2 separate regions of the Mus musculus genome follow, and region 2 is linked to region 1. The links are chromatin loops, found by intact Hi-C in ENCODE. Cell type or tissue: gastrocnemius. All regions are shown on one strand. Each heading gives the region's core, and the rest is flanking DNA. Links, peaks and the distances in the headings are about the cores only.

Evidence for each region. A loop is a pair of places that touch in the nucleus more often than their neighbours do. Peaks named below come from ENCODE experiments on the same cell type or tissue, not always from the same donor. Only the 100,000 strongest peaks of a DNase experiment are listed, where the experiment ranks them.
Region 2: a loop joins it to region 1, with 10 times the contacts of the local background. A loop is called at or near these places in 30 of 42 quality-filtered maps.

What each region holds. Positions count from the first base shown.
Region 1 is chr1:4,515,535-4,518,458 of GRCm38, reverse strand. No RefSeq gene overlaps it. Among named protein-coding and RNA genes, the nearest start is that of Gm22307, 12 kb to the left of the region's middle. In gastrocnemius, for the core only: a CTCF peak has its summit at 1,711 (motif pointing left); no DNase peak of the experiment used is centred there; H3K4me3 peaks cover 655 bases; H3K27ac peaks cover 1,058 bases.
Region 2 is chr1:4,767,147-4,770,070 of GRCm38, reverse strand. No RefSeq gene overlaps it. Among named protein-coding and RNA genes, the nearest start is that of Mrpl15, 17 kb to the left of the region's middle. In gastrocnemius, for the core only: a CTCF peak has its summit at 1,512 (motif pointing right); DNase peaks (open chromatin) are centred at 1,533 and 2,349; H3K27ac peaks cover 700 bases.

The DNA of each region.
Region 1 (2,924 bases), core at 186-2,685:
GCACTTTTTTCCTGTTTAGGGATGTTAACTGCTAGTGCACTTTCCGTCACAGGGTGATCTCCCTGATATTGTTTCAAAGGCAGGGAAGTGGTGGTGCTTGTGGAGAAACTGCACTTAGCTGGACAGGAGAGGACAGCAGTATCGATCTGACACGATCTGTCACAGCAGACACTGCAAGGTGGGTGAAGAAAGTTGTCTTTGCTTTGAAAAACCTGCAAGCTTTAGTCCTGCAATGTACATTCACAAAACTGCATGTAGGAAAAAGGCGAGGTTTCATGAACTGCTGTGTTCAATGTTGTGCTCGGTGCACTAGGACATTTCTCATCTGATCCTAAGTTTATTCAAAGCTATAAAGAGTTGAAGGCACACATGAGATGCATTGGGAAACACAGGGTCATTGGCTTTACAGCTTAACAGACTCAAACTGCTCACCCTGGGAACACTGTGGAAGACAACTGAATTAGGCTATGTTTAATGAAATTCCCGTAGAAAACTTAAGTCTCTCTGCAACAACATCATTGAGGAGTGAGCGCTCAGTGCTCTGTGCAGAGTCAGTAAGAGGTTTTCTAGATATTGCCAGTGCCCAGAAAGAGCATCCCTTCATCCTGGTGGTTCTCATTGTACATGCTAACATTCACCATCCACCATTTTAAATACATGCTACTAAAGACAAAAATTAAGGATTTCCATATAGCATGAAACAATTTCAGTTTGAACTAATATGAAAAATTATATTATTACAAGTTCTAATTTTGTCTTCCAAGTTCCATTTACATCTTTGCTTATACCAAATAACAGCATGATGTTTATTTGCCTAACTGCCATCTTCTGTAGTATGAGACCACAAATAAAAATGAAGCAGAGTCATTATGTTCAGTCTATGGTATTACTCTAACATGTAGTGTGTGTTGCAAAAGTACATCAATTTTGGAATTATTCAAGTTCTCAATGTAAAAATCAGTAGTGTACACACACACACACACACACACACACACTTCATTTGTATAACTTAAATTCCCAGACAGCAAGACTGATTGACACCCATTACAGCAATGTAGGAGATGCACACAAGTTACTGAATTCTGTCTCATTATTAATCCTTTATGTTTTGTTGGCAACAACCTGGCTGGAGCCAGTAGACCCTTCACTTCTGAAATTCCATCTGTTTTCTTGCAAAAATTAAAGAAAATATTAAATAATCCTCTACTTTTCTCAGATATTTATTTATTTATTTATTTATTTATTTATTTATTTATTTATTTATTGTGGTTTTTCGAGACAGGGTTTCTCTGTATAACCCTGACTGCCCTGGAACTCTCTTTGTAGACCAGGCTGGCCTCGAATTCAGAAATCTGCCTGCCTCTGTGCGCCACCACGCCCGGCTTCTCAGATATTTTTTAAAGGTAGATCCAAGAGTGGGAGGTGATGGCATCAGTGATCCCTAGAGACAACATAGACAGGACCAAGGCTCCTCTCTTGAATGTTTGGACAACTCAAATCTGTAATCAGGTCCCTGTTTCAGCCAGCTGAACTGTCTTTGAGGACTACGGGTTTGAATCTAACTGCATTGGGAGAAGGAAAACGGAGCCATCTTATCCTGCTCATCTGTGTCTTTCCTGAAGGTGGTTTGTCTTTTCAGTGGGAGAATTTTTATAGGTTATTAATCTTAGGACATTGTAAAAACAAATGTAATACTGACTTAATGGCTAGCGCCACCTATTGGCAACTCAGATGCACAAGTGATTTTTCACAATTCTTTCCTTTTTCTATGAGCATTGGTGCTTTATGAAAGCCACTCCAGTTGAATGTTGGTAATGATCATGATTAATAAAGATTCTTCTAAGTTACAGCTTCTGTAAGCTAGTGTCCATGTGCAGTGGCAGTCTACAATTTGATTTGTAAAATGGAAAAATAGAAAAACTATAAAGCTTAAGAAAAGACTCACAATACCACATGGTTTTGCTTGTTTTTTATTTATTTTATTTTTTTTATTTTTCTTTACTGTTTATGTTGAGTATGTACGGTCACCTCTAAAACAAATCTTCTGCAACAGCATTTTGATTTTTCTTTTTCTGACACTTAATAGTTTGAAATAATAAAGGAATTTAAATCCCAATACTTATCTCTATTAGGGATTAGAGGGCCACAGGAGATACTCAAACAACTGTATTTCCACATGTGAAGTAATAAAGTCAGACTCCTATCTGAACCATAATGATATTTAGCTCAGTGGAGTTTATTCATACAAAGGAATATTATTCATCCTATAAAGAAGAGAGGGGAGGAACTAGGAGATTCTGTCAAATGGGCAGAGAATGAAGGTTGGGGAAGCTGGGACAGGAGCTCAGCAATGGGAGCCCATTTAATGTAGTCTAACCTACTCTTTACATGTTAGCTAGCTGGGCATGTGGTGCTCACCTTTAATCCCAGAGCTGGAACCTGGCCTGGTCTACATAGTGAGTTTCAGAACAGTGAGAGCTATGTGAGAACCTCATTTCAAACAAACAAACAAACAAACAAACAAACAAACAAACCAAATACAGGCATAAACAAAACAAGCATCAATGAGTACCAGTAAGGAAATGGAGACCCCAAACTGAAATGTACAGCTAGTACATTTATAACGGTGAAGCTGCTTTGAAAAGCAGCCCAAATGCTGCTCAGGTGTTACAGTCATCATATGGCTGGTGTTTCTATCCTAAGGAGCTTCAAAGTGTAAATCTGCACAGGAAAACACTTTGTGCATAAATGTCTATAATAGCATCATTTATAATAACCCCAAATAGATGCAATTGAGCTGCTTACTGAATAACATATCCATTGATGAGTGGCAAATAAAGTGTACCATATTCATATAAAGGAAGGTTATTGAACTATTGACAAAAATGAAGTGTTGTTCTATGTTAACAACATATATCAGTCTT
Region 2 (2,924 bases), core at 298-2,797, 250 kb before region 1:
GCCCCCTGGTGGCCAAATGCAAGCATTGGGAAATTCCAGGTTTGATTAATAATATTAAGTATTCATGAGTTTCTACAATCGACAGTTCTCAAGGGCACACACACAGGCACAATGCTAGACACATTGAAATTAGAAAGGCAGTTGCCTCAGAGGTTCAGACACTAGGATAACCAAACCACTGAAATACAATGGACAGAATCTGAAGTAAGTTTCAAAGGGATTGATTAGAACCTAGGTCTGGTGGAACAAACCCAAGTTCTGTAATAGATGGTGACCACAAAAACAAAAAAAACAAACAAACAAACAAAAAAAACAAAAAACAAAAAAACAAAAAAACAAAAAAAAACCGAAGGAAAGACAGCCAAATCTCAAGTTGTAGCAGCTGCTTTCACACCGAATTTCTTCAATCCCCCCAAAACTTTGTTTCAGATGTTGATCTCAAGTTTCCTAGGGGGATATTATGGTATCCTAACTGTGTTAAGGATACACAGCTGACAAGCTCTTACTTTTTGGTATATTATACACAGAGTGAAGTTGCTGAGAGTGTACAGTCACAAGCCAGTGTTGAACATGGGAGCAAAGTGGATTAAGGAAGGAGTTTTGAAGGGCTTGGTCCTTGGTGCATAAACCAAGTTAGCCAGGAATTCTTGTGAGCTTCAGTTATCTTGCCAGCAAAATTGTGTGGATAACAGTACTTCTTATGGTTGATGGCCAGCACGGAAGAAGGGATATATGGACCGATGTGCTAGTGAAAGGGATCGCCATTAAGCACAGGATTTTTTTTTTTTTTTTTTAGAAAAATACTACATACTCTAAGTTAGACTTGAACTTGATTCTGTTTCTAGAGGGCTAGGATTGCAAACATGCGTCACTAAGCCTGGTTGACATTCATCCTTGAACTATACAGGGTCGATGGCATGGCTCAGTGCCTAAAGCTCTTTTCCAGGCAAGCCTATTGATCTGAGTTCACTTCCTGGAACCCATGGCGAAGGTGGAAGCAGAGGCCAACTCCACATGGCCTCCACGTGTGTACCAAGGCAATTCTCCAACATCATGGCCACACATAATAACACATTAAAAAAGAGTTAAAGGGAGATATTCTGGGAAGAAAGCCTTCCTCCTTTAGGTAGCCGAATTGCAGCGGAGATAATGCTCTGGCTACTGGAGTCTCCCTGGGAACTAATAGAGCTGGAGGTGAGCTGCAGCACCCACTTGGCTGTTTTCATTTCTGGATAGTTCAGTGAACTCTCCAGACCAAAAGAGTCTTTATAATTTGATTTATGCCAGCCACTAAGAGGCAAAATAGAATTCAGAAATTTTACCTGAGAGTAAAAACAGCCCTGAGAGGCTGTTTCAAAAGTAGGGCAGGAATCTTGGCATGGTGTCTCTCTCCTTTAATCACAACATTTGGGAAGCACAGGCAACTGGTTCTCTAATTTCAGGGTCAGCGTGGTCTTTGTAAGTGAAATGGGACACGAAATCAAGTTAACATTTCTGCAGTGCCGTGTGTGACCACTAGGTGACACTGTTTCCTAAAATTTCTTAGGCTGTTTCCACTGCTGTAATTTTTGTTTTTGTTTTTGTTTTTTGAGACAAGATTTCTTATTGTAACAGGACTGTCTTGGAACTCACTCTGTTGACCACGCTGGCCTTGAACTCAGGAATCTGCCTGCCTCTGCCTCCTAACTGCTGGGATCAAAGTTGCATACTACCACACCCAGCCTGTAATTTTTTTTTTTTTTTGTAAATAACCTTCTTAAATTGACAAATCATTTTGCTTTTTAAAGAAGGAGATTAGAAGATTAAAAATGTGACATATAATATGTAAATTCTGCTCTATACAATATTATGGAGAAAAAGGTTTTAAAATATCACCATTAAAATAAAAAAAAAATTAAAACAAACAACACAAAACAAACAAAAGCCCAGAAACAATAGATTACAAGTTCAGGTAAATATTTGGAAATAATATCGCTCACTTTATATCATCGGTCAGGATGAAGCCACAATAAGAATTAGTAAGTCGTACTGAAGAATACTTGCTTTAAACTGTGTGTGTGACTGACTTCAGGAAACACACTCATTAAAGAGATGTGAAAAATACAAGAAAGATGGCATCATTTTTTAATGATATAAATAAACTGCGGAACCTTTAGCCTATTAAACATCATCAAAGACATCCAGTCAAGGTCACTGATAAAAATGAACTTCCTGCTTCTTTCCTTTAGAATAAACAGATCTATAAATTGAGACTTGAGGCCTACAGCTACAGGGAGCGCCCAGCAATAGCCACAACATGACAGCAGCAGTGGCAAGCACCTCCAGTCTTGCTCCTGTGCCTCGGGCCAAGCACAGATGTCCTGGCTCCTCACCCTCTTGTAAGCTTGCAGAAATGAGATGGCAGATACTCAGCCGCTCCAGGTTTTAATGGCTGTTTTCTGAACTTGGGTCAAGCACAGATGTCCTTATTTCTACCACCCAGCTGATCAGCCTGTTGATACATCTTGTGGTTTTAAGGCTTACTATCTTCAGGAGTGGACTTGTGGGAAGCATGGCGACCGTGTGCACGAGCACCAGAGGAAGCAGAACTAGGATGCGCTGTCAGGGCTGGGCTAAAGAGGCACTTAGAAACTGTTATAGGCCGGGCAGTGGTGGCGCACGCCTTTAATCCCAGCACTTGTGAGGCAGAGGCAGGCGGATTTCTGAGTTCGAGGCCAGCCTGGTCTACAGAGTGAGTTCCAGGACAGCCAGGGCTATACAGAGAAACCCTGTCTCGAAAAAACAAAACAAAACAAAATAACAACAACAAAAAGGAAACTGTTATAGATCCAGATGTGGATTCCTAGAAGGAACAGCTCCCACAGCAGCTGTGTAGCCCAGGCTCGTTCTGAGGACTTCATTGATCTGTTGCAAAACAAATGTTC